Regions from separate parts of the Homo sapiens genome. Here all the other regions are linked to region 4. The links are chromatin loops, found by intact Hi-C in ENCODE. Cell type or tissue: PC-9. All regions are shown on one strand.

What was found. Peaks named below come from ENCODE experiments on the same cell type or tissue, not always from the same donor. Only the 100,000 strongest peaks of a DNase experiment are listed, where the experiment ranks them.
Region 1: a loop joins it to region 4, with 5 times the contacts of the local background. A loop is called at or near these places in 11 of 110 quality-filtered maps.
Region 2: a loop joins it to region 4, with 4 times the contacts of the local background. A loop is called at or near these places in 2 of 110 quality-filtered maps.
Region 3: it touches region 4 in a loop (4-fold over the local background); 2 of 110 quality-filtered maps call a loop at or near these places.
Region 5: a loop joins it to region 4, with 5 times the contacts of the local background. A loop is called at or near these places in 8 of 110 quality-filtered maps.
Region 6: it touches region 4 in a loop (4-fold over the local background); 20 of 110 quality-filtered maps call a loop at or near these places.
Region 7: it touches region 4 in a loop (7-fold over the local background); 9 of 110 quality-filtered maps call a loop at or near these places.

Annotation. Positions count from the first base shown.
Region 1 is chr4:184,811,313-184,815,312 of GRCh38, forward strand. The region is part of intron 1 of ACSL1 (acyl-CoA synthetase long chain family member 1); the gene reads right to left. Among named protein-coding and RNA genes, the nearest start is that of ACSL1, 13 kb to the right of the region's middle. RefSeq lists enhancers at 3,598-3,777, 3,918-3,977. In PC-9, no CTCF peak of the experiment used is centred here; DNase peaks (open chromatin) are centred at 1,429, 2,329 and 3,819; H3K4me3 peaks cover 2,617 bases; H3K27ac peaks cover 3,082 bases.
Region 2 is chr4:184,693,499-184,697,498 of GRCh38, forward strand. It overlaps PRIMPOL (primase and DNA directed polymerase), which reads left to right. Exons shown (of 14, transcript NM_152683.4): 14 at 1,024-1,454. The coding sequence ends at 1,281. CENPU (centromere protein U) reads right to left here. Exons shown (of 13, transcript NM_024629.4): 13 at 587-1,903. The coding sequence ends at 1,790. Among named protein-coding and RNA genes, the nearest start is that of CENPU, 39 kb to the right of the region's middle. In PC-9, no CTCF peak of the experiment used is centred here; no DNase peak of the experiment used is centred here.
Region 3 is chr4:184,595,315-184,599,314 of GRCh38, forward strand. All of the region lies in intron 1 of LINC02365 (long intergenic non-protein coding RNA 2365), which reads right to left. Among named protein-coding and RNA genes, the nearest start is that of LINC02365, 28 kb to the right of the region's middle. In PC-9, no CTCF peak of the experiment used is centred here; a DNase peak (open chromatin) is centred at 1,617.
Region 4 is chr4:184,262,295-184,266,294 of GRCh38, forward strand. It overlaps LOC105377582 (a long non-coding RNA gene), which reads right to left. Exons shown (of 6, transcript XR_939552.3): 5 at 2,704-2,790; 6 at 335-511. It overlaps LOC105377584 (a long non-coding RNA gene), which reads left to right and starts at 3,352. Exons shown (of 2, transcript XR_007058414.1): 1 at 3,352-3,496. RefSeq lists enhancers at 2,281-2,350, 3,529-3,608. In PC-9, CTCF peaks have their summits at 2,027 (motif pointing right) and 2,231; DNase peaks (open chromatin) are centred at 2,077 and 3,947; H3K4me3 peaks cover 908 bases; H3K27ac peaks cover 1,194 bases.
Region 5 is chr4:185,132,437-185,136,436 of GRCh38, forward strand. No RefSeq gene overlaps it. Among named protein-coding and RNA genes, the nearest start is that of SLC25A4, 8.8 kb to the right of the region's middle. In PC-9, a CTCF peak has its summit at 2,180 (motif pointing left); no DNase peak of the experiment used is centred here.
Region 6 is chr4:184,342,346-184,346,345 of GRCh38, forward strand. The region is part of intron 2 of LINC02363 (long intergenic non-protein coding RNA 2363); the gene reads right to left. Among named protein-coding and RNA genes, the nearest start is that of LINC02363, 9.6 kb to the right of the region's middle. RefSeq lists a silencer at 2,904-2,973. In PC-9, no CTCF peak of the experiment used is centred here; a DNase peak (open chromatin) is centred at 1,656; H3K4me3 peaks cover 945 bases.
Region 7 is chr4:185,093,821-185,097,820 of GRCh38, forward strand. All of the region lies in intron 5 of LINC02436 (long intergenic non-protein coding RNA 2436), which reads left to right. Among named protein-coding and RNA genes, the nearest start is that of LINC02436, 44 kb to the left of the region's middle. In PC-9, a CTCF peak has its summit at 2,434 (motif pointing left); no DNase peak of the experiment used is centred here.

The DNA.
Region 1 (4,000 bases), 550 kb after region 4:
CGTGTTGGCCAGGATGGTCTCGATCTCCCGACTTTGTGATCTGCCCGCCTTGGCCTCCCAAAGTGCTGGGATTACAGGTGTGAGCCACCGCGCCCAGCTGCACAATGCTTTAAGAGCCCAGGATTCAAACCCAGATTTCCAACAACAGATGAACGGATCAAAATGTAGTCTATACAATGGAACATTATCCAACCTTTAAAAAGAAGGAAATTTGGATACATGCCATGACATGGATGAAGCAAAGGACAAATACTACATGATCTCACTTCTAGGAGGTACCTAGAATCAGCAAATTCACAGAGACAGAAAGCAGCAGAGAGGTTACTGGGGGCTGGGCAGGGGGAGGAGGAATGAGCGTTATTGCTGAACGGGCACAGAGTTTCAATTCGGGATGACGAAACATTCTGGAACTAGATGGTGGTAATGGTTATACAACCCTATGAATGTACTTCAAACCACTGTGTAACTGTATACTTAAAAATGATTAGCATGACAAATTTTATGTTATATATATTTTACCACAATAAAAAAAGTTTAATTATTTTTAAAAATTGCTTAAGTGGATACAAATGGACAAAAGAGAAGTAATTTTGAGCCTGAGAATGAATGGCAAAACACTGAAGAGACACTGGGAGGAGGAGACAGGAGGGTGATTTGTGAGCAACCGGCCCAACCTTCCAGGGTCCTCAGGGCCCTCCTTCATGTGGGAGGAGGCGGCGGTTCCACAACTACCCAGAAATCCTACACAATCCCCTCTATGAGAAGCAATCAGTCCTTCCTCTGAACTCCAGGACTTCTTTATTTGTAACCCCTGTGTGGTACTTAGCACCTCCTGTCTTACACTTACAGCGAATGGTACTTAGTACCTATGTAGATGCTTCTTCCTCTCCCCGGCCAGGGTCTCCTCCCATCTGTCTTTATATGCCCTTGGTTCTTAACACAGTCCCGAGCCAAGGACAGGTGCTTAACAAACATCTACTGAGTCATGAATGACCCTCTGTGATTCTGACCGTGTCAGACCCTCTGTGATTCTGACTGTGTCTCTGCAGCAAGTCCCTTGAGGATATATTCATAGAACAGTGATTCTCCAAAAAGAAAGGGGGTATTAAGCATTTTCCAACTTCAGTAGTCTCCTTCTACCCGCCACCAGACTCCTACACCGCACACCAGAAAGGAGTAGAGAACATCTCCTGGCTGACTGGGGGAAAAAGAAAAGGGTGCGAGCCACTGATGTAAAGGGGACATAAAAATATTCTCTTGCTCTTATTTTGATCATGTTTTATATTTCTCAAATTGTTTCACTTATGTAGAATGTCAGCCCAAGACTGCCATCAACTCTAAGGGCTACTGTCTTTAGAAGACGCTGAGATACAGTGAGATTTGGACAGACGACTGATGATTCATTTAAAACAAATCAAGGCTGCCCCGGGGGAAGGGAAGAGATCAAATAAGTACTTTTCTTAAGTAAAACAGCAAATATCAGAAAGGCTTGAGCCCAGAGCCCCATACCAGGGCTGGACTCCAACTTCTGTGAGTTTTCTATGACAGAAAAGAGAATCTTCCAAACCAGGGAAACAGACAAGACTCAAGCACAAGATCCAGAGTCCCACGCGAGGGCTCTAGTGAGGAGAATGCTCCCAGAAACACAGAGCTAGTGGGCGGCCACCTGAGATGTACGGAATGCTGACAACAGGATATGCCCAACATTCTCCAGAGCAAACAAAACAAAACAAAACAAAACATATAGCTCTCCTCCCTTCTCTCTTCACACACAGCTGCAAAGATCTGTCATGTACATCCACTTGAGAAAATGATGATTATAGTTAGGACATGCCCCATGACGATATCCAGGTCATGTACAGCCTTTGCGTGGGACAGCAGGGCTAAATTTTGGCGGTACATATTTAAGAGGGCAAGTTTCCATTCAAAAAATTTCCTATGAGAAGAAAGATGATTCCACTTGTCTTCCAATACTGATTGAATAAGGCTAAGCAACTGTTGTAGATATGTCACAATGAGGCAGATAAGTTTACTGATAAGAGCTAGAGAAGGCAGCCAACTTGGGCAGATAGCCTCCGTCAACAGCTTTGTGGCAGCGGATGGAGACAAAAAGATCCGCTTTTTAGGCTGACGCAATCCTTCTGCAAAGAGCAAGACAGAAAAGGCTTGTGTAGACTAAACTTCTCACTCATGAACTGGATCAATACGGCATGTTATTTCAGCTGATGTTCAGCACAGGAAGAGTCGGAATTGTGTCTCTATGACCGCAAGTTGAAGAACATGACAGCATGTTCTAAGGGTATTAGGCAAGACAAGCACGGCCTGTTATTACGAAAGCTAAAGAAGGAAATAAAAGGCTTTTTGCCACTGAAATAATCCAGAAGACTCTTCACCTTACTGGACTCAGCTAACCACAAAGTAAGCCCTGAAGCAAGAGACCACACCAGGAGAAGAGAGCACAACTGAACAGCAGAGAGGATCAAATGTCCTTTCACAGTAGCCAGAGCTGGCCCCAAGCTATGCAGGCACTTTCCTCCTCCGAGGGCCATGGATGGAGAGGAAGCTCCACTTGTTTGAGAAACTGCACGCAGAGAAGGTACCTAGATCCTGGGGTCCTCTCAGGTGCTCTGCCCAAAGTCAGGATCTTCCCATCTTCCCGTGGTGACTATGGAAATAAACAGAATATGAACATGTAAGGCTGGGCACAGTGGCTCACGCCTGTAATCCCAGCACTTAGAGAGGCCGAGGCGGGTGGATCACGAGGTCAGGAGATCAAGACCATCCTGGCTCACACGGTGAAACCCCGTCTCTACTAAAAATACAAAAAAATTAGCCATGCATGGTGGTGGGCTCCTGTAGTCCCAGCTACTCGGGAGGCTGAGGCAGGAGAATGGCATGAACCCGGGAGGCGGAGCTTGCAGTGAGCCAAGATCGTGCCACTGCTCTCCAGCCTGGGCGACAGAGCGAGACTCCGCCTCAAAAAAAAAAAAAAAAAAAAAAAGGAGAGTGGGAACAGAGGAGAGCTACGCCTCTTTCCATCATGAACATCATGGTAGCTTCTCCAAGACTATGTAAGAGAAGGGAAAAGATGGCCACACAATCCTGGCGTCCAGGACTAAACAATCAAGTTTCCACCTAATACCCAAAACCCCCAGGGAACAGTGATATATGAAGAAAAGAGTCAATGTTAAAACCTTCAATTCTATGTGGCGAGTCTATGGGTGTTTTTACTACTATGTTGTTGTTCTTTGTATGTTGCTGTATTTTTCCCAATTTTTTACTATGGAAAAATTAATATAAAACTTGCCATCCTAACTATTAGCTGTATTTTTAAAAGTTTCTCCAGATAAAGAAGCTATAAGTGAGTCAGGTCAGTTAATGTCCTCCTGTATTTATGTATTTCCCACCTGCTCCACGAAGGATTTAGGTAGTGACCTGTCCTCAGAACAGAATGACAGATAGGATATAAACCCCTCCTGGAAAATATGTAGCTATGCTTTGCCCCGTCTGCCCACGCTGGACCCGGCTCAGCCACTGACCTGCTATGTGAGCCACTTCCACTTTCGTGCCTCTTTGAAAAAGGAGTCACACCACAAAAAAAGAAGCAACACTCTGAACATTCCAGGGGGATAACCAACTCTCCTTAGTTCCTGACAATCAGAAAGCCTGAGGATAAAATACTTACAAGGTTTTCTTTGCCTTCAGCAAGTTTAGGATATCAATGAAGACAAACACACCTGCAAGAGTTAACAGAGCTACAGAAGACAGATCTGATAACCACGGCAGGTAGGGCCCTGGTGCTCCAGGAATCTAGGGGAGGGAGAAAACAGTACGCATGCACCAGGCATCCGAGGGAGGGCTGTCCAGAGAGCTGAGGGTGGAACCAGGCCAAGTCTGAACAGGCAGAGACAGGAGTGGGTGGAGAAACACCAGCAACAGCCAGACAGTGCTGTGAGCAAAGAGGCAGGGAGGAGGCCCTGAAGGAGCGGCAGGTGGGCTG
Region 2 (4,000 bases), 430 kb after region 4:
TTTCAGTTAACATTTTGCCTCTCCTGCTTCATCTTGTTTTTTAAAACAAATATTTTAAATTACCAGTTGGTGTTATTTATACCTGCTTTTCTATTGCACTGATATTTCATTGGTCACTTGATTTTAAATTTACTATAAAGGCCTAACCTACAGAAATGTACAAGAATAAGGAACTCTGCTGTCTGTCCTCTATTGAGATCTGCCATTTGTTAACACTTGGCCACATTGGTTTTCTCCCTCTACTGTATACATACGCATTATTTTTGATGACTCTCTTAAACTGCAGACATCAAAACCCTTCATCTAATATTTAAGCACGTAGCGGAAAGAATAAGACATTCTGTAGCTTTTTTAATGACAGGGGGGTATCATGTTGCCCGGGCTGGTCTCAAACTCCTGGCCTCAAGCAGTCCTCCCGTCTCAGCCTCCCCAGTAGCTGGGATTACAGGCACGTGCCACTGCACTGAATAAGGACATTCTTTACATAAATAATGTATTGGGCGGATCAACTAAATGTCTATACTGAAGACATTCTATGGTAAAATAATTGATACAATACTATTATGTAATATACAATCCAGTCATATTTTGGCAACTGTTTTTAATCTTTTTTCAATCCATGTTTACGATTTGCTAAATACTTTAAAATTTAAAGCATGGGTACTAAGTCCATTGTCAAGATAGCAAATTTATCTTCTGATTTGTCTTCAGCTGGACTGTCCACTTGTTAAAAAATTAAATCCACCCTTGCTCTTCCGTCGGGGAGTATTGAAAAGTATGTGCACAGAACTGTAGGTAATTTCAAATTTGGAGTTTCAAGTGTGTCTGAGCTTCAGTGCAGCAACGTTTGAATCAGTGCACTCATTCCCACGGTGAGATATCGGAGACAGCATTCCTCCTGCATATTCACTTTAGTATCTGTCACTTAATACCTTACTTCAACATAGAGTATAAGGTTAAATCACATATCCTGAGTAAATATTTTCCTATCCCACTCTCTATCCCTTCACCACTGAAATAAAGGAAGAAGAGTTTACAACAGATGAAGCAGATGAAACTAGGAGCAATGAAACCCAGAATCCTCATAAACCATCACCTAGCAGGCTGTCAACAGGTGCATCTGCTGATGCTGTCTGGGATAATGGCATTGATGATGCTTATTTTTTAGAAGCTACTGAAGATGCTGAATTAGCTGAAGCTGCAGAGAACAGTCTTCTCAGTTATAACAGTGAAGTGGATGAAATTCCTGATGAACTAATTATAGAAGTATTACAAGAGTAACTAATTCACTATGAACACTTTTGTCACCAGGCTATAATTTGCCTGATGTCTGTGAGATTTGATAAATATATCATTCAACCTGTTTATATAAACTAAGTTTTATTACTTTGCTTTCCAATTTTTGTTTTTTACTTCTGTAAACCAATTTCATTAAAAATTAGCTTTGGTGTAAATTCAGGAGAAATCGCCTTATTAATTAATCAAAATTATGTTCACATCAACTTAATTTTACAAGTTTATTATAGCTCATACCTGGGACCGATTAAGGTGTCAACATTTTAAAATTACTCAAGATATTAACCAGAAAAGATGATTATGGCCTTTAAAACTATTGGACAAACTGATGCTATTTAACATTGTTCACAGCCATTTAATTTGAATAACAAATTTTAGATTCTAAGTAGGCCATAACTTCTTTGCAAAACAATTGATTTATAAAGGTACAGTTTCAGAAGGTAACAGCATGAGACTAGTCTTCCTATAGGCACATTTTAGTAGACTGCTCTTCTCATCCCTGGTCAAGGAGCTTCTCTAACTGATGGTTGATATTTCGCAGATGGCTTTCGGCTCCCAGAAGTGTTCTTGCTTTAAATAACAGAGCTGGAAGGCTGGATGAATCATACTGTTGAAAGAAAATTATATAATTAGCAATATCAAAAACTCATAACCTTGTCCTTAGATAGCCCAATCTTATGACTAATGCAAATTTTGATTGAGCTTTCCATTAACTACTCCTCCTCTCATTTTTAACTAGGACCATTAAGACAATTGGTTTTAATCCATTTCCCTTAGAATATAATTGATCACAAAGTTGCTAGGGAGCTGCTCTGCAAAGCTTGAACTGATCTTCTTATCCCAGAAGACCAGCTGATTCAAAGAATTGTATCATCTCTATTACTGGAGACAGGAAATCACATCTGGGACATGTCAAGGCTTGGTTTGGGCAGGTCTGCTCGTGCTGTGTAGAATCTGCTTGATATCATGTCTATTTTAAAACACAGAAAACTGTAAGACAGGTTTTACTTTAACTGAAATAACTAATGGAATGAGAACACCAGATCCATAAAAGTTCTTAAGGAAAAAAGAAAACCCAAATCTATCATCTCAAGAAATTATTTATTGGGAGAATCAATTAAATGTCTCAAAGGCTGCCAATCCAAATGTTCTTAATGATTCATGTTAAAATTAGAATACAAACCCAACATAAAATACAATATCCAACTCATGATTTTGAAATAATTAACAAAGTCAAACTTCCAGTTGCAAATTGTATCTAAGGGTGCATGATTAAATTCCTCTTACAGAATTTTGTCATACTTTGATAGTTTGCTGTTTAATAGCATGTTTTCAAGATGACAGCAGAAAAGGTGTCATGCTGTGACTACCACACACATGATAATGGAATTTTATACAAATATTTGACAAACTAATGTGTTCAAGCTCCCATGGGCACCTGCTCTAGGGAGGAATAAAGGGGAAGAAGTCACATTTGTCACTAAATGTTTAGAGTAAGACATATGCCCAAATATCTACACTTAATAAGGCAAAAGGGACAGTTAATACAAGAGGAGTGCAAGAAGGCATTGAGCTCACTCTAAGAACAGGACGCTCATCAGGTGGTGTGTTCCAAACAAGGCAGAGACACTAAACCTCGCTTTTAACCAAAGTATTATGTTCAAGCTGAATCAATGCTACAGATAACTTGCCCAAATTTAGTAACAAACTCCAAATCATAAGCTTTGGACTACTTAGGTAATTAAAAAAATACCTTTAAAAGCATTCTATTTCTGGATCTCTAATATATACACAAACCTTAGGCTCAGGAAAATTAATTTAGATCAGTGTCAAAACCTTAACATTGAATTTAGAAGTGAATACAAATCTGATCATAAAATATGTATACATTACATATATATATATTATATAAAATTATATTAGGGCATACAAATACAAATTTCTTTCCTAGAACTTAAACATTTCTATTAATCTGAGGCAGATGGCATAACAGTAGCAAAGTCTGCAGTAAAAATCCAGAAGCAACTACAAAATGTATTAAAACAATAAACTTGTTTTCCCATTATATTCCTTTTTAATGTTCCTTAACTTTTTTTTTTTTTTTGAGGCAAAGTCTTGCTCTGTCACCCAGGCTGGAGTGCAGTAGTGCGATCACAGCTCAGTGCAGCCTGGACCTCCAGGGCTCAAGCGATCTTGCCACCTCAGCCTCCTGAGTAGCTGGGACTACAGGCATACACCACCACACCTGGCTAGTTTTTGTATTTTTAGTAGAGATGGGGTTTCACCATATCGCCCAAGGCTGGTCTTGAACTCCTGGGCTCAAGGGATCTACTTGCCTCAGCCTCCCGAAGTGCTATGATTACAGGTGAGAGCTATCACACCCGGCCTGTTTCTTAACTTCTAAAATCCTACCTACCACTTATACGGGAAAATAGCTTGTTTTTCATATGCAAAAGATGCCGTGAACATGGGCTAGACCAAACAGAAGAGGCTGGTCTTTCGAACATGGCTGAGTGGTCTTACATGAATGAAAACTGTAATACAGCAGAGTGTGATTTTTCAATTGAGATTTATACACAGAATAAAAACTTCCCTTGATGAAATTCAGCTGTCCGAGTGAAAATACCTTACACAATCAGCAATTCTAGACATTACTCCTCCAGCCTTCATTAAGTAGCTAAGAAAAGTGCTGATATAATGAAGT
Region 3 (4,000 bases), 330 kb after region 4:
GCAAATTAAGACAATAGCTTTCCCACTCTGTCCTGGGACTAGGTTAACTTCCTTTTAATTCATTTATTTTTAAGTTCTAGTAAAATTTAGTAATAAAAACTTTACCTATTTATCATGCACACAATATGTTTTCAAACATATGGTTTTGAAATATATATACGTCATGGAATGGTTCGATTGAGCTAATTAACATATGTATTACTTCACATATGTAAAATTTTTTGTGGTAGGAACACTTAAAATATACTGTCATAGCAATTTTTAAGAACACAATACATTATTATTAACTATAGTTACGATATTGCACAATAAATCTCTTGAACTTACTCCTCTTTGGCTCTCCTTCAAGTTGGTTTATTTAAAAGGTGTATTGACATGTAGTTCTCTGGCCATCTTGAAGGCAGCCATTGGAAAACAGGGTCTCGGCTGGGCATGGTGGCTCACTCCTGTAATCCCAGCACTTTGGGAGGCCAAGGTGGGCGGATCACTTGAGGTCAGGAGTTTGAGACCAGTCTGGCCAACATGGTGAGACCCTGTCTCTACTAAAAATACAAAAAATTAGTGGGGTGTGGTGGCGTGCACCTATAACCCCAGCTCCTTGGGAGGCTGAGGTGGGAGAACTGCTTGAACCCGGGAGGCGGAGGTTGCAGTGAGCCGAGATAGCACCACTGCACTCCAGCCTGGGCAAAAGAGCGAGACCCTGTCTCAAAAGAAAAGGGGAGGGGAGGGAAGGGAAAAGACGAGGTCCCTGACATTGATTCAGATGCTTCGTAAGGACCAGAGATCATCTGCTCTTCTGCTCTTTTGTCCAGCTACTCTAAAGGAAGGGCCATTCTGGGGCCCAATCCTTTCTGACCTTCTATCTGCTTGGCTGATGCTCCCTACACGGGCTGCTCACAAGGCGGGAACTCTAAGGACTGGGTGTGAGTTGTACTCTCAGGCTGTTTTACAGGCGTCTGCTGTCTGCTAGACCCTAGCACACGCTTTGGCTTGTTTTTAATTTAGTGTCCTTTTGGGGAATCGTGTAGTGGGGGACTAGTGAAAAGAGGAAAGCAATGGGAACCAGAAACATCTGGATTCATGTTCCAGCTCCACCTCTTCCTGCTGGGTGACCTTAGGCATGCTCTTTAACCTCTGAGCATTCATTTCCTCAGTTATAAAATTGGGCTAATAATAGTTCATAAGAATCATGTGAGAATTAAGGGAGATGATGTTTATAAAGTGCTTTGCATGGAGAAGAGTAAGTACTATGATAAGCATGTGTAGCAAAACGATATTAGGAGATGTTAGCTGACATGCCCTCATCATCTGCATGCCCTCTTCCTTCTACTCTACTTCCTACTCCCACACTGCCAATTTGGCTTTTAGGCACGAGACCTTCTTGGCCCCCAGGAGAACTATCTCAGCAGAACTAGAGGACAAGGGCATTCAGTTATTGGGTTTCATGTTTAACAACCAGGTGTGACACAGAAAGATAACACAGACCCAATTCTACCCACCCCTGCCCAGCCTGCCTCGGTAAATATGCTCCAAGCAGGAGAGGGAGAGGACCTGGTGACAGGAGCACTGGAGTGAGTCACTGGTGTGGGCCTCAGAGCTGAGTCCACTCTGAATGGACTGAGCTTGACCTGACTGACAAGTTTTCCGCTAATAAGGCTCAGGTAACTTGACTTAAACAGAGAAAATTAAATTTCTGGGATGCTGGAGTTGGTGGATTGAGAAATGTATGCTTACCATGCAAGGAATGTATCACCCCCTGAAGAGCAGAGATAACCTATAAAGATCTTAGACGCTGCTTTTTGGGCCATTTGCTGCCAAGAATGGACAAGTTTGGTAATGCAGGAAACCGTGCTGCTTCCCTTCAGGAATAATGCTGGGGACTGGCTGGGAGCTCCTTGCCTTTGATAATCTTTTCAAAACTATCCCATCATATTATGAGACTGAGTCTACCTTGATAGGTGAAGGAAGAAAATATGAGTTGCCAAGTCCAAGGCAAGATGCTCCTCTCATTTGATCTGTGTAAGATAGGGGTAAATATCCCATTATACTTTGGAGAATAGTAGCAATAATAATAATAATAGCTTTCATTTATTAAGCACTTATAAGTCTACACTTTTTTTTTTTTTTTTTTTGAGACAGAGTTTCGCTCTTGTTGCCCAGGCTGGAGTATAGTGATGCGATCTTGGCTCACTGCAACTTCCGCCTACTGGGTTCAAGCGATTCTTCTGCCTTAGCCTCCCAAGTAGCTGGGATTACAGGTGCCCGCCACCATGCCTTGCTATTTTTTTGTATTTTTATTAGGGACAGGGTTTTACCATGTTGGCCAGGCTAGTCTCAAACTCCTGACCTCAGGCAATCTGCCCGCCTTGGCTTCCCAAAATGCTGGGATTACAGGCATGAGCCACTGCGCCCAGCCACTGTCTACACTTTTTTTTTTTTCTTGAGACGGAGTTTCACTCTTGTTGCCCAGGCTAGAGTGCAATGGTGTGATCTTGGCTCACTGCAAGCTCTGCCTCCCAGGTTCAAGCAATTTTCCTGCCTCAGCCTCCTGAGTAGCTGAGATTACAGGAGCCCACCACCGTGGCTGGCTCATTTTTGTATCTTTTTAGTAGAGACGGGGTTTCACCATGTTGGCCAGGCTGGTCTCGAACTCCTGACCTCAGGTAATCCACCTGCCTCGGCCTCCCAAAGTGCTGGGATTACAGGCGTGAGCCACCGCACCTGGCCCTGTCTACACTTTTTAATGAGTAAACAAATATCCATTCTTTCTTCCACTAATGACATAAATTTAAGGGGATAAAAACCTCTGATTGCCTTACTTTTTTACCCCTGATGGACTAGAATCCTGAAAATAGGTGGGCTGAACGGAACCTTTGAGTGAGTGTACACCCAGGCATGTGCAAACGCATGCACACGTGCACATACATAAGCATACACACGCCGAGTCAGCCCACTGCCCCTCCTGGCCCTGCCAGCCTTTGCCGGCACACCCCTCTGTGCAGCCCCATCAGCCCTCTCCTTCCTCACAGGACATGGTTCTTACACTTGGGTTCAAGGAGGTCTACAGCAAACTCATGGTCAAATGGCAGCTTAGTCTCTTTATATACACAATCCTATTTCAAAGCAATCTAAGAAATAGAAAGCATTGCTTTCTCTCTCATCTGTGATATTTGCCTCTTTCTGGAACGTATCATTGCCCAAGAAATTATCTAGCATAAGTTAGCACTGATAAATTGCTAACTTTAGCTAGAGAAAAAGCTCATTTTGAAGACTTCAGGTGTGATTTTTTGAAAAAATTATTCATATTGACTATTTGGAAACTAAAGCTGTGTCCTTGCTGAAACTTTAGACAAATGCTGCTTGTTGACAAACAAGGATGTGCTTGAGCTGAAGGTGATGTGACTGACACATTTATCAGGGAGGCAGTGGCACTGGAACACTGCAGAGGACAGTGGCGGCTGCCTCAGGCTTTTCCTTGCAGGTTGTATCTTTGGTTACTTTTCCTGGAATAGTTCTAATACTGACCTTTTAGTTACAACTAGAAAATAACATTGCATTAACCTCCTCTCCGTCAACAGCTGAGCTGGAGAGAGCTGAGCGGCTCGGTGTCCAAGCGGTGGATTAAAACAGCACACCAAGACGAAAGTGAGGCTTTCATCACCTCCTGCAGTGACATAAGCAAGAGGCAAGTGGCAAGAGTGTTGCCTCCTCCACATTTTATTTTTCCCCCCAGAAGAGCACCAGGAGCAGGTCAGATGGATCAATAGGGGTCATCTCACCACTGAGGGAACCCCAGCAAAAGGCTCTTGCAGGTTTGTTGGGGAGGAAGAGAAGGGTGAGGGCTGGAGGTGTTAAAATACTGAATGCTGAGTCAGGGTGATGAAAAATGTCTTCATGGCCCCCAGCAGCGTGGTCTCAGGAGAGACCCCAAGAGAGACCTCAGCTCACGGTCTGCAGATAAGGACGTCTCTGGGTGGTGTGTCTGAGCTAGGAATGCAGA
Region 4 (4,000 bases):
TTTCAAGTACAGTAAGTCCTCACCTAACATCATGAATAGGTTCTTGGAAACTGCGACTGGCAAAAGTACGAATATAGACAAGATTTACGTACAGGTATGTTCATCCTGTGCTATCCGTTATAGAAGAAATATTGGTTATAAAATTATGTTTGTCAATAGATTTAAATATTAGGAAACCATTAAATGTCATGTTTTCAAATGGTAATATCTAGGGACTATACAATATAACGTTTACAAAAATAAACAGGACACAAAACTGTGTTTATAATACAATAAATAAAATGTGTTCTATGTAAGATATATAATGTATTTATTATATATAGTATTTGATTAATATATAGTATATTATTTATATATTATAAATACATACACATATATAGAAAAAAGCTGGAGGGAAATACACTCAAAATACTAACAGTAGTTTTCTCTAGGTGGCGGGATTATCAGTGATTTTTATATTCTTCCGATTGCTTTTTCTATTTTATCGGTTTTTCCACACGAGCCTGAAGATCTGCCAAAAAGGAAAGAATATGTTGGCCAGGCTGACCCAAGTTTTGTGGTTTCTGTGACAATTATACTTCTAATTCTAAAATAATAAACTGACATCATTTTTAACATCTTAGATATTTTATTGCAATAAGTAATATATTCATAATGAAAAATTTGGCAAGTACAGAAAAGTCAGAAGAATTAGGGAGAGAGCTGTGCAAATTTCCACCAGTCAGAAGGAAAGGCTGATACTGACATCCCACAGTTGTCTGAGTCATGGGGTATGTTTGCCATGGAAGTGCCTCATGAGCTGCCACTGGGGAGCCTGAGGACTGGCTGGGTCATGCAGTCTGGGTGAGATGCTGCAACAGAAACCACCCCCCACTACCAACCAACTTGAATCAATCCCCTTGTACATCATTAGAGTTTCACATAACAGTGCACCTGAAGAAAGGCTCCATCCATGGCAAAACAACAACAAAAAAAGCAACCCTTGGTTACCACCATCTTAAGCCTCTTCCCTAAAGCTAAGCATTTAGGTTGCTTCCAGTTTTTCTAACCACAGACTGGAAGCCAGAATAAATGTCTCTGTATAGTCATCTTTGCTCACATTCTGCCTCTGTGATGGAAATTTCAAGAAAAAAGTAACCATCATTTTCAAAGCTCTTGATATTTTCAAACTGCCCACACAAAAATCAACCTGTTTACCTCCCATCAACTTGCCCATCTAACCAAACCCTGCATGCATTGAGCACAATGTAAAACAATCTTTAATCTGATCGATTTAAAATGGAGTCCCTTGTTGTGCCTGTCACATTTTAAGGAATGTGTGTCCCTTGGGGATCTCTTCCAAGAACCCTTCCGCCAGTACAAGCTGCCATCCCGCCAGCCCCTATGTAGAGGACATGGCACCTTCCCACTAAAATGATGCTGGAGTTCTCCAAGTGGACTTGGGCTTGGATTTTCTTCTCACTAGGCTCCCAGGCAACCACATGATTGAACTCGCAGAAGGCCAGGCTGTGGAATAAGCTCCCAGGAAAAATGGCAGAAGCCAGGGTCTAACATACCCCGCTTCCCAAATACTCTAGAGCTAGACTCTGAGAATGGGAAGGCGTCCTGGAGAGCAATCATCTTTGAGGCCTTTGGCTACATAAATTACGGCTTTGACCCCTGGACCGGAAATAACTCTACCAGTTAATGATACAGCCGGGACCCAAACCTGGTGTCCTGGGAGTCTTAGCCCGGTGACTTCCCCACTACTGGCCTCCAACCCTGGCATGACGTCAAACGCAGCAGAAGTGAGTCCTGACCCATCACCCTTCTGTCTGATCACAGACCCTCCACGTAGGGTCCGTCAACATCATCGATATCTAATAACAATAAACAAGGCTTCTTGACCGAGGGGGCGAGCGGGGACTGAAATCTTCCTCAAAGACAGGGCCACAGTATAAAAGCAGAAAGAAAACAAACTGGGAGAGATGCTCCTCAAGCCGGAAGAGCTCTCAGAACTCAATTTTAGAAGTCAGCATGTGAATGGCCACAAGGGGGCGCGCTGTTTCCAAAATCTAGAAACTACAGTCCTAATCCCCGCGCCCCAACCGGCTTTCAGCTGAAATGGCTTCAGCTTTAGAACATCAAAGGGCTTGTGGCAAGGATTTGCTCACCAAATCCACTGGCTCCCATTCAGATTTTGTGCCAACCTACAGTCTACAGCTTGTAGTCACTAGGAGCTAAAGCTTTCAATTTTTGTCCCTAGATTATTGTTTTAAAAGTAAATACGGTACAATGGAGAAATACATACATGTGTGACATATATATACATATGATAATACATCATGTATATATGTATGTATACTTAAAACAAAAACACAAGTTAAAAAATGTGTATTATCAGCAACAGAATTTTAAATATATTTTAAACATATACAGTACATATTTAATATACACCATATAAATAGAATATAAAACATTTTTAATGTTTTAATATAAAATTATATATAGTACATATTTAAATATTTTTAGGTATATAAAATACATATTTATTGTATTTATATAGCATTGTTTACATTATATATTTAAAATTCTTTCTGTTGAGTGATAAACACATGCTTGAAAGCTCAAATTATATTTAAAACACCTATTAAATATATTATTATATTTATATGTACAGTAATATAATAAATGTATTTTATATATAATAATGATTTAAAGTACTTGTTTAAAATTCTCTATTGCTGAGTGATAAACACATGCTTCGTAACTTCTCTGGTTCTGTTTTATTCATTATAATCCTCAAAAACCCTGAAAGAAACAGAATAACCTTTTTATTGACCCACTCAAGTTATTTAATTTTTATGTTTCCCTAGCCCATATCTGTTCACGTATAGCTGAAAATAAAAAAGAAACGGTGGATTGAAATTGAAGGGAAATAGACAATAGTTATTGTTCCTAGCTTAATTGGGAGAGAAAGCCAGAGTAAAATAAGAGTCTATTGCAGCTAAGAGGAAGAAGTTCTTTAGTCTCAACCAAATATGTAAATATAACATCTCTCTTCTAATATTTTTAGTGCTAATTCCTAGTATAGAGCTGATTAAGGGTGGGGGAAGCACATATTTAATGGCCATTATTATGCTATTCTGAGGAAAATTCTCTCAGTGTCTAATATTTTAAAAATGGGTTTTAATTAGATCTTATCAGCAACCCTAAAATGCAACTTTTCTCACCCTCCAGAAAACAAAACAAAACAAAACAAAACTCACACCATCCCCAAAACTAGGCTTGATGAATAACCACATGGAAAATATGGAAAGATGTTTCATTAACCACACGGCAGATGGAACTAGGTGGGAGGAAAACCTACCACAGCTTCTCTTAATGGCATATTCAGGCTTTACTTCAGAAAAGGGAAGCATCTAAAAAAGATTGGAAGAATTTCTCACCACTCTGCAGGCAGCTGTCTCCTCCCAGCACCCAGGACCTGAACTCAGAAACTACCAGCAACACAGACGTGAGTCATTCTTGCTGCTATGCAGTTACCCTTAGTGCTGTCCACCCCTCGTCCCATCCCTCTTTTAATCTATATTCATTCAGAGAAAGGAGCTTAAAAAGCAAGCAAAGAAAAATCACCTGTGCGGAAAGTAGAAGAAACTGCTGCTGGCTCATCGCATTTTAGGAAAAACAATGCGCACGAGTAAAGCAGTCTTAGTAAGAGAAGAGTAGGAAAGAAACACGCTTAGCAGCATGTTAGAAACTAGTTTCTCGTGCCCTCCTTGGACTCAGAATACAATACCAGAGAACAATCAGATAAGGCAGGAAAAGTTAGAAGTTTGGGGAAATAGAGCTTCCGTAGGCAACTGTGAGGAATCAGGAACAGGCTGGGAGCAGGCACTGCCCACCTGTCCTACCCCGAGAGCACCAGGATAGGACTCCACACAGGAGGACCGGACCTCGATGATGAGCTCACCCTCGCTCTTAACAAGCACTGGCTCTCTACAGATGTCACTTCCTTTAA
Region 5 (4,000 bases), 870 kb after region 4:
CCTTAAATTAGTCTTGTAATTGAATGCAATCCCAATTAGAAATAATTTTTACATTAGACATGGTAGTACTGATATAACCACCATTTGACACCCATTAGGATGGCTACTATCAAAAAATAGAAAATAACGGGTTGGTAAAGATGGGGAGAAATTGGAATCCTTATGTGCTGTTGGTGAATGTGTAATGGTACAGCCACTATGGAACACAGTATGGGGGTTTCTCCAAAATTGAACATAGAATTATGTGATCCAGTAATTCCACTTCTGGGTATATAACCAAAAGAATTGAAAGCAAGATCTCGGCCGGGCGCGGTGGCTCACGCCTGTAATCCCAGCACTTTGGGAGGCCGAGGCAGGCAGATTACAATATCAGGAGATCGAGACCATCCTGGCTAACACGGTGAAATCCCGTCTCTACTAAAAATATTTTAAAAATTAGCCAGGTGTGGTGGCAGGCGCCCGTAGTCCCAGCTACTCGGGAGGCTGAGGCAGGAGAATGGCGTGAGCCCGGGAGGCGGAGCTTGCAGTGAGCAGAGATAGCGCCACTGCAGTCCGGCTTGGGCGAAAGAGCGAGACTCTTTGTCTCAAAAAAAAAAAAAAAAAAAAAAAAAATCTCAAAGAGATGTTCTTCACCCACGTGCATAGGCAGGATTATTCACAACAGCCAAAAGGTAGAAGCAACACTGTCAGTGGATGGATGTATGAATAAACAGAATGCAATACATACATACGATACTACATTCAACCTTAAAAGGGAAGGAAATTCCAACATATGCTGCAACATATAGAATGAACCTTAAGGACATTAGGCTAAGTGAAATATGCCAGGCCCCAAAATTACATACTGCATAATTCCTCTTATATGAGATACCTAGAGAAGTCAAATTCATGGAGACAGAAAATGGAATGGTGGTTGTCAGGGGTGGAGGGATAGGGGAATAAGGAATTATTTAATGGGTACAGAGTTTCAATTTTGCAAGATAAAAAGAGTTCTGAGGATTGTACAACAATCTGAATGTACTTAACACTGCTGTAATGTACACTTAAAAATTGTTAAAATGGGGCCAGGTGCGGTGGCTCATGCCTATAATCCCAGCACTTTGGAAGGCTGAGGTGGGCAGATCACTTGAGGTCAGGAATTCGAGATCAGCCTGGTCAACATAGTAAAGCCCTGTCTCTATTGAAAATACAAAAATTAGACAGGCATGATGGCACACACCTACAATCCCAGCTACTTGGGAGGCTGAGGCTGGAGAATTGCTTGAACCTGGGAGGCGGAGGTTGCAGTGAGCCGAGATCATGCCACTGCACTCCAACCTGGGCAACAGAGTGAGACTCCTTCTCAAAAAAAAAAAAAGTTAAAATGGTCAATTTCAGCCAGACATGGTTGCTCATCCCTGTAATCCCAGCACTTTGAGAGGCCAAGGCGGGAAGATTGTTGAGCCCAAGATTCAAAACCAGTCTAGGCAACATAGCAAGACCCCATCTCTACAAAAAATATAAATAAATAAAAATTAGCCAGGTATAGTGGAGCATGCCTGTGGTCCCAGCTACCGGAGAGGCTGAGGCTGGAGTATTGCTTGAGCCCAGTAGGTTGAGGCTGCAGTGAGCTGTGATCACACCACTGTACTCCAGCCTGGGCAGGAGTACAACAGCAAGGCCCTGTCTCAAAAAAAATTGAAAAAAAAAAAAAAAAAGGTCAGTTTAATATTATGTGTATTTTACCACAATTTTTAAAAGAAACACCCCCCCCTCCCCAAAAAGAGTTCATTCCTTTTTGTGTGTGTGTGTAGAGACAGGGGGCCTCACTGTGTTGCCCAGGCTGCTCTCCAACCCCTGGCCCCAAGCAATCCTCCTGTCTTGGCCTCTTAAAGGGCTGGGATTACAGGCATGAGCCACCCCACCCGGCCTATCTTTTTACTTTTGACCTATGTGTGTCTTCATAGTTCAAGTGCCTTTCTTGCAGCAGCATATACTTGGGTCTTGCTTCATTTTCCCCATTTGAAAATCTCTGCTTTGACTTAATTATTTCCCCTATTGTTTTAAGACTGCACTGTATGTCTTCTTAAGAGTAGAAAGGGTTTGGGTTTTTTTCCCTTAATTTTGTGTACTATTGACAGATCTTTGATAAAAATTAGAAACTTAGAATACTATTCTGAGAATAGCTATGTGTGACCTCCCTCTAGTGGCCACATTGAATAATGTTATGAAATGCAAGCATTTCTTCAGAGCTGAGCTTCTCCACGGCAAGCTATGCACATTGAACTATTAATTTGACTTCATTGTTGTCTGCAACTGTGTATAAACTGGTATCACAGTCCTGAGAGACACTCAGTGCCTAAATAAGCCAAGAGGGGGAAACTTGGCCTCCTTGGAACCTGGAAAAATAGTAGCCACCTAAAATAATTAATAACAATTACGGTGTCATTAGCCCTTTAACATGTAATTCAGAAACACATGTAGTAGTTGGCATATGATAGTTATGGTAAATAAGCAATGGAAACGATTAATTTCAAGGACATGTAGAAGGAGGACAAATAAAAAGTATAAAATAAAATGGCAGAAATAAAATTTTAAAATATGGGCAGTCATTCCTTTGCAACTTCTTTTGAATCTATTTCAAAATAAAAATTAAAGAATATCAGTGGTAATAATAAATGAAAAATGGATCCAAACTCTATAGTAAAATAATGAGAATTTTTCTGAGCACGTGACACATTCCTGTAATCCCAGCACTTTGAGAGGCTGAGGCGGGCAGATCACCTGAGGTCAGGGGTTCAAGACCAGCCTGGCCAACATGGTGAAACCCCATCTCTACTAAAACTACAAAAATTAGCCAGGTGTGGTCGCGGGTGCCTGTAATCCCAGCTACTCAGGAGGCTGAGGCTGAGGCAGGAGAATTGCTTGAATCTAGGAGGCAGAGGTTGAAGTGAGCCGAGATCACAGCACTGTACTACAGCCTGGGCGACAGAGCGAGACTCCATCTAAAAAAAAGGAAAAAGAAAACGTAGAGGTTTACAGGGGATATACTTATACAGAATGGTTGAAAGTAAAGAGTTAGAAAAATATAAACTAGGCAAATACAAACCGAAGGAAAACAAATAGCTCTATTAATTTGTGTGTGGGGTGGAAGACTTTAAGGCAAAAGGTATTACTACAGATAAAGAGGGCCACAACTTAATGATAAAAAGTTAAATTCACCAAAAAGATATAACAATTCAAATATTGTATGCTTTTATTTTTAATGAATTAATTAATTAATTTGAGATGGAATCTCACTCTGTAGCCCAGGTGGGAGTGCAGTGGCGCTATGTTGGCTCACTGCAACCTCCACCTCCCAGATGCAAGCAATTCTCCTGCCTCAGCCTCCCTGGTAGTTGGGACTACAGGCATGTACCACCACACCCAGCTGATTTTTGTATTTTTAGTAGAGACGAGGTTTTACCATGTTGGCCAGGCTGGTCTCGAACCCCTGACCTCAAGTGATCTGCCCGCCTTGGCCTCCCAAAGTGCTGGGATTACAGGAATGAGCCAATGTGCCTGGCCTATTTATTTATTTATTTTGAGACAAGGTCTCACTTTGTCACCCAGGCTGGAGTGCAGTGATGCGATCTTGGCTCACTGCAACCTCCGCCTCCTGGGTTCAAGCGATTCTCCTGCCTCAGCCTCCCGAGTAGCTGGGATTTAAAGGTGCCTGCCACCATGCCTGGCTAATTTTTGTATTTTTGGTAGAGATGGAGTTTCACCATGTTGGCCAGGCTGGTCTCAAACTGCTGACCTCAAGGGATCCACCTGCCACGGCCTCCCAAAGTGCTGGGATTACAGGCTCACCGCGCCTGGCCCTTGCATGCCTTTAAAAACAAAAGGCTTGAAATATATAAAGGAAAATTCAACAGACCTCAGGGAGAAATTGATAAATCTACCATTAAAATGACTATTGTTTTATATGGCAGGCAGACACATAACAGAAGATCACATTTCTGCTAGTATAACTGCTCTT
Region 6 (4,000 bases), 80 kb after region 4:
GCCAACCCAAATGGAGTCACTCATGTTAAGTGCCACGTAATCAAACTAAAACTTTAAAAAGCAGTAAAATCCCAAAACAGGCCAGGTTGCCAAAAAGAAAAAAAAAAAAAGGAGTCCAGTCAACCTGAGTGGCATGATAAAGCAAGTTCCCTCTGTTTTAATCCACACAATGAAAGCAACCTGAAGTAACCAAGATAACCAGAAGTAACCAAGTAAGCGGATATTAACCAATATGCTTTTTGTACTATGCTGTTTCCTTGTTCCTGCTCAAACTACCTTACAGAATCTTACTGTTCTGCCATTCCCAGTGGAGCTCTTGTCTATTTTATCAACTAGGTGCTGCCCAGTTTATGAATTGCTAATAAAAGCCAAGTAAGCTGGGTGCAGTGACTCATGCCTGAAATCCCAACACTTTGGGAGGCTGAGACAGGTGGATCGATTCTGCCTAGGAGTTCAAGACCAGCCTGGGCAATATGGCGAAACCCCATCTCTACAAAAAAATACAAAAATTAGCTGGGCATGGTGGTGGCACATGCCTGTAGTCCCAGCTACTCAGGAGGCTGAGGTAGGAGGATCACTTGGGCCTGGGGAGTCAAGGCTGCAGTGAGCTGAGATCTTGCCACTGCACTCCAGCCTGGGTGACACAGCAAGACCCTGTCTATAGATAGATAGATAGATAGATAGATAGATAGATAGATAGATAGATAATTATTATAACTGATAATTAAATGAAATAATGTATTTGAAATGCCCAATATATAAAAGACACTTATTGAACGGGTACCTACTATTAATGTCATTATGGTTATGAACAGAGATCTCTCAAAAGAAAGTCTCTTGCTCAAGAATACTTGTCATGGTGACCTCTTTGGTGGAGGCTGCAGGGTATGTGACAAGGAACTGAGTTTTGTTGTCAAACTTTTGGGAGAAAGACTCGCTTACTCTTTCCTTTTGTAAGCCCACAAATGCAGCTGGGGTAAGGAATTAAAATGAGATTGTATTTGATTTGCCTTAAAATTCGCGTTTACCTTATAAACGTGTATACTGGACAGTGTCCAGTCAGCAGAACGGAAACTACCCTAGGAATTTCAAGTAGAAGAAAGTTAACCTAGGAAATGGGCTGCAAATGTGTTGAAGAGCTGGAGGAGAATAAAAGGGGAGAGCTGAGATCATTCAGAGACCAGTAACTGCAGGAAGCTACTACTACCGTCCTAAGGCTGGCTGAACAAAAGGAAATATGGTGTGATCCACAAAGAGTCGGTGATTGCTCGGTGGCTGAAGCTGCTGTGATACTTGCTGCTCCACGGCCGTTATTGGAAATCTTTCAGGAAGCCGAGAAATTAAACTCCCACCAAGGGCTGCCTGTCACGGACACTGATGCTGCCAGATCCAGAGCCCAGGAACGCCCTGCTGCAGAGGCTGCGAGAGCACTCCCTGCCCCCACTGCTGTTGAAACTCCACCTGAGCAGAAACTCAGTCACCTACTGCCGCTGCTACTGCTATTGCCGCAGCTGCTGCCACTGCTGCTACTGCTGCCACTGCCAGAGACTTCAACAGAAGGAGAAATAAAATCAGCTTCTTTCTCCCTTCTACCCTCCTTCCAAGCTCCCACCAGTGTCTCCCATTGGCAGAGGCTACTGGGAAGCAAGCTGGCTGGGGATTCTGGGAAATGTAGTTTGCAGGCTTCCAGCTCCTACAGAGAAGGGCAGGGAGAGTGGGGTGGCATTGAGAGCCGACAGGCAAACAGGCAGTACCATGTGAAACACAGACGTTTCGCAGAGCGCCGCTGCGTGTGTGCCTCTCTAGATGCTTTCCGTTTGGGTCTCGTTGAAGCAAAGTGAATGTATGTTGAATGTTTCAAAATTCTTAATGGAATACTGTCACACCACATTTAACCATCTGGCAATCAAATCCCTATTCCTTCTGGCCATTTACTCCTTTCCTCCTTAGGTTTGGCATTGGATGTGTAAATTCTGGAAAAAAAAAAAAAAACCTTTGCGTTTCACACTCCACTTTGCAGAACACCAGTGGAGTCTTTCCGGTCTCCTGCCTCTTATCCTCTTGAAAGTGCTTCATTAAATACCCAAGGGGCTGGATATATTGCATGGGACATCTTACGCAAAGGGATACATAGATTCCTTGTATTCCCTTAAGTAATCTCAAAAGATGCTCCTGGTTTTTCTTCAAAATTGTCTACGATTTTTTATTTTATCTATGATTACACACCTAGTCTGCTACATCTGTGATAATGCAAAAGGCTATTCTATTAAACTAGCAATGGCTGTCCCTTATGAAATGAGGTCACTTCCTCTTTAGACCTGAGCACTGAGAACATTAGATTATTCTTCGATTTTCTCTTAGGTTTATTGAGCCTGATTGTTCCTTCATGGGCTGAAATCATGCTGCTCTCTCCAAGAACAGCCCTGAGGAGGGGGCGAGTGGGAGGCTGTGATAGCTCAGAACCACTCCAACAAATAAATCAAAATCCAAAATAGAGCTGCTGTGAATTGGAAATCCTTCAGTATTTCGGATTTCCAACTCAGAGCATGGTCAGAGCTCAGGAGGAAACTTTGTTCCTACCCCAGAATTGGATCCTCAGGTAAAATCAAGTGACAGAACAGCGAGGGTAGTCATAAAGACAGAAAGTGAAGGGAGGCTTGTTTTGCCAGGGACAGTCCCACAGCCTTGCCATGGAGCCTCGTGTCTGCCTCCGCACCTGGCTGAGTCGCCCAGTGCCTGGTAGGCCCCTCCTATGGCAGTGACAGTTGCATGAGGCAGAGGTAGGGGCAGATGCAGGGGTGGCCAGTGGTCCAGTACAGGGTTCAAGGGATGCAGCTGCCTGTGAGGCCATCACAGGGATGAGGGATGGCATATTTCAAAGAAGTTTAAAGACAGAAACCAACAGGTATCAAGTTCCTATGATGGGACAGGCATGCTCTATCACTTTTCATTTTAATCCTGACAGTAACCTTATGACATTATCTCCTTTTTAGAAACAGGAAAACAGATGATCTTGCATCTGGCAAGCCACCTAGCCAGGACGCAATGCCCTGTCTCTGACACCCACATGCCCCTGAGGCGAATCCCGGCACTAGCTCCTCCTAGGACAAGCAGGAGGGACAAATAACCTTCACTGATCAGCTGTCATGCGCCAGGCATTGTGCTATGTGTCTGACATATGTTACCTACTTTAGACCTCCCCAGCACCCTGAATCATAGGTCCTGGTGTTCCCATTTTACAGGGTAGGAACATAAAGTCGAATGTTATAAATGTGTACAGGCAGGGGATTTGAACCCGGGCTTACTTATTCCAAAGCCAGATCTTTCTGTGGCATCAGCAGCTTCCTGATCTATTTTGGGAGTGGAGATGTAAGCATTGAAGGTCAGGAAGAGGGCTGGGCAGAGCAGGCCAAGAGCTGGATGATTGGTTTGGACACAGTGTGTGGAAACAGGAGAGCCTTGGGGCCTGGGGTGACTGTGCACTTGTCACAGCTGTCTTGCTCTTTGTGGCCTCTTCCCTGCCAGTGTCTCCCAGGGGTTAAGAAAGGCTTGAGCCGCTTTTATTTTTCCCCTAGAACAAGGTACAACAAGGCTGAGGTCCCAGCCAAATGTTTCTGGGCCCACAGTGGGCCCTCTTGCTGCCGCTCCTCCTGCCTGCACCTAAACCTGTGGGACCCCATGTAGCAAAAGCTCCTTTCAGCACAAGCAAGGACTCCCTTCTCAGGAGGCCTCCCTCCTCAATACAGAGGTCAGGGCCAGAGCCTACTCTTTAATTCATATCCCCGAAGACCCTTTACATCACTTACACCCAGGAGAGGGTCCATAATTATCTTCCCACTAACTGAAAAAACACATTAACCTTTTAAAACAAAATCCCCAGGGTTTTAGGAAAAGTGTAATCACTGAGGTCAACTTCGTGGGCTTACACTGGGATTTGTGAGCAACATTTTAAATAACTAAAAAGCATTAAGTAGTTAGTGACATCTAACAAAATATAAAA
Region 7 (4,000 bases), 830 kb after region 4:
ACATCCCTACTTGGCAATACTCCACGCATATTGTTACAGACACACACTGAGAAAATCACGTCTAAGACTCCATGGGGAGAGAACAACACAAGCTCTATGTTGGGTGTTTTTCCTGGATTCTGCTCTTTGTGCTTCTTCCCTTGGCTGATTTTAATCTGTAACCTTTCCCTGTAATAAACCATAACTGTGAGTATCACAGCTCTCAGTGAGCTCTGTGAGTCCCTCTAGTGAATAACTGAACTCAAGGGCGGTTTTGGGACCGGTCCCCCAAACCTGCGATTAGTGTCAGGAGAGCAGTGGGTCTTATAGAGGGCTGGGTTCCCTCTAACTTTGCGGTTACCTAAACCCCCAAGGAGATGTTTCTAAACTTTAGCAGTATGATATCTCAATAAAGATTATTTTTAACGTATGGTCATTTGTTTCTCATAGTACACAATAATATGTGTGTAGGTGTGTGTGTGCACGCATGTGTGTGTGAGTATACATATATACCCCCGATGGACCACTGTGCTTTTAATATTAGGAAAGAAAGAATCTCTCAAATAGGCAATTTTGAAGCCATCTTAATATTCTATACTCTAAAGTTTAAAGGTATAAATTGTTCTTTATAAACTTAGAAAAGGCTGGGCCTGGTGGCTCACACCTGTAATCCCAACACTTTGGGAGGCCAAGGCAGGTGGATCACTCCTGAGGTCAGGAGTTCGAGACCAGCCTGGTCAACATGGTAAAACCCTGTCTCTACTAAAAATACAACAAAATTAGCTGGGCATGGTGGCAGGCACCTATAATCCCAGCTACCCAGGAGGCTGAGGCAGGAGAATCGCTTGAATCTGGGAGGTGGAGGTTGCAGTGAGCCAAGATCGTGCCATTGCACTCCAGCCTGGGCAACAAGAGCGAAACTCCCATCAAAAGAAAAAAAAAAACTTTGAAAAAATTATGAAGGAATGGGCATCAACTAACTAGCAGATGTTATCTAGGCAAAGTGGGATGAGATAAGCAAAACAGGGCCTGCTATTTATCATTCTCTGTAGATATTTAAGTGGTACAATTAGGGGTCATTTTGGTCTTTTTTGTGTTTTTCAGGATTTCTCTAATTAATGAAAATATATACTGGGAAAATGTAGACGTTTTAAATGTTATTCCTCGAATTTCTCCTTTCGGATAAGAAAACTGTATAAACACAGAAGAGAAGGCAGTACTCTGAAGTTTTCAGCAAATTTAATTGCAAGAGTCCAGTCATCTTATTGTAGCTCCCTCTGCAGCCAATTGTGTGATTCCTTCCCTCCTTTTTGTTGTCTTTCCCTTTCTACAGACATTTATTGAGCACTTGCTAGGTTTCAGGCTCTCAGCTGTGTTGCTTTGGGAACAGAGTAGTTTAGCAGTAGCCCTGTTCTCTACCTAATAGATGCCAGCACCCTGCCCCCAGTGTGACAGCCAAAAATGTCTCCAAACATTGCCAAATGTGCCCTGTGGGCTAAATGTCCCCCAGGTGAGAACAACTGTTTTAAGAAAACAAATTTCTAGATCATCAGCTCATATACATATTCTTTCCTAAAATTAACCTGCGCCCATTATGTTAAAATTAACAAGATTTCATTAGGCTGGATCTCCTCTTCCTGTCTCTTCTTTTACAAGCAACCTTCTCCTACTTTACAAAAGGCCCCCTCTTTCCCATCCAGAATCTTACTGCAGTGCACTGCCTGGGAGTGTAAGAATCCTGGGCCCCAAACAGTGAAAACTTCTAACCCCCTAAGCTGACTCATTCAGGAATGCATTTCCAATTAATTTCACTTTTTGTTATAACTATTTATCAAAAGTAATACGTTTATGGTGTTGGATAACTGTATGTTAGTAAAATTTTGACGTTCAACACCTTTGGTCACGAGAAATAAAAAATAAAGTATCTATATACATACTCTTGTTGCAGAGAAGTACAATAGGGTGATCACAGCTTTTTGATTATGAAATATTTTATATTAGTATAAAATTCTGTAGAGGAGATAAAATGGAAAATGAGATTCAAGGAAAAAAGGAGTAATATAAAGCATCCAACTATGAAAGATGAGCTTGTTTCAGAATTTTTAAAAACAGATGATGGTGGTTATCGACCCCTATAATGTTTTGTATTCTATTAGATGTATGTAAAGATTGATATAACAATTTTATTTTAAAGTTTCTACAGTATGCCAAAAGTTACATCTCCTCGGTTATTTAAACTTTTGTTGAAATATATGTAAACTTAAAAGTTTGTGGGTGATGCACATGTTTTCAAAATGATTGTAGGGGTACATGAGTAAAAGGTTTAAAAGTTGCTCACAATAGCTGTAAACTATTAATTCATTTGGCAATCAGTGAAAAAAAAAAAAAAAAAAAATGCAATGCTCAATCTAAACCAAGGACACTCTGCCACCTGGTGGCTTAGAGATTTTCATAGTCACCCAGCAGGAATCAAAAGCTCTCTTACTCCAACCATGTATGATAATGATAATGAACTGATTAATAATATGTAGAATCAGAGATTATTTGATGATAAGAGATATTCATACAGAGAAGGAAATAAAATGATGAATTTTTAATATTATAATTTCAAATTCAGGAAATTACCATTTGTAGTTTTTTTACTGGCTGGGTTAATACCTAAAATCTCTCACCTAATTTCAGCCTAGGCTGCTCTTGAACTCCTGGGCTCAAACGATCCTCCCCTGTCGGCCTCCCAAAGTGCTGGGATTACAAGCTTGAACCACCATGCCCAGCCTCAGAAATTTTTTAAATGACAGCTCATACAGTTTTCTTTTATAAAGGTAAGTAAAACAAACAAAGAAAAATATTGATCATTTTGTAGTGAAGAGACAGAAAAAAATTTATTTCACTTAACGGCGCTGTAGAAAAGTGAAATGACCAAAGATTCCATTATTTATATAGTACTTCATTGAAAAATAACATATATGTAAATTCTTATTACCTGCTTTCAATAATTTACATGTATGTTATTTTTGAAATTCTATTGACCAATGATGTGTTATTTTAATTTGTTAATCTTTCTGTCAAACACACACACACACACACACACACACACACAAAAGAAAAGAAAAAGAAAAAGAAAAAGAAAAATGGACCTTGTCATGGTAAATCCAGGTGCTATAGTTCTAACTTCCTGAAAATTATTCAACAGTTCCCTCAAATTACACACACAAAAAATAGATTTTTTAAATGGTCCGATTTCTAGCATAAGTGAGTCAACTTATATGAGCATTTTTCTACTGTATTGTATAGACAAGTTGGCACAGGCAGAAGAAAAATATCTTCTCAAGATGCAGCTTCACAATCTTCAGAGTTATTGATAACATACAAACCAAACTACAGATGATTTCAGAACTCTCCATCACTTTAACAGAAGTGTCAACTAAAGTATATTTATATCATATCTCTATCAAAAATATTTCTAATTTAATAGACACTTAAATAATGATTGGTTTTGTAATTCCCTTGAGGAGGAAGTAACCAGTATAGAAACAAACAGAAAGTAGAACATTCACCTTCATCAAATACCTACTGGAAAGTGGTCAAGAATTAGAGAAAATTGTAATGAAACAAATTTGCCAATTTGACTTCAATTGTGGTTAAGGTAGAGATGGGGCTGATTCTTCTTTCATTACAAAACCTATTTTAAAATGTAACATTAAATAATATTACTTAATGTCTCTGGGTGAAGACAGCATGTTATAAAGTCAGGAATCCAGCCTCAGCTTTTTCCTCTTTTTTAATTGAAAACTTCACATTTTTAAATTCTTTGCTTTACCTTGATTAATTTTCCCATTCTTTGGACTTCTAAATGAAAACAAGAACTCTTCTAGAATTCGGAGGGTTTTTTGTTTATTTGCATTATTGGTGATACTTAAAAGAAAAAACTCAATATTTATTTAAATATCTTAATAAAGTGTGTGTGTGTGTGTGTGTGTGTGTGTGTGTGTGTGTGATAACTTTAGTCCAAAGCTGGGCT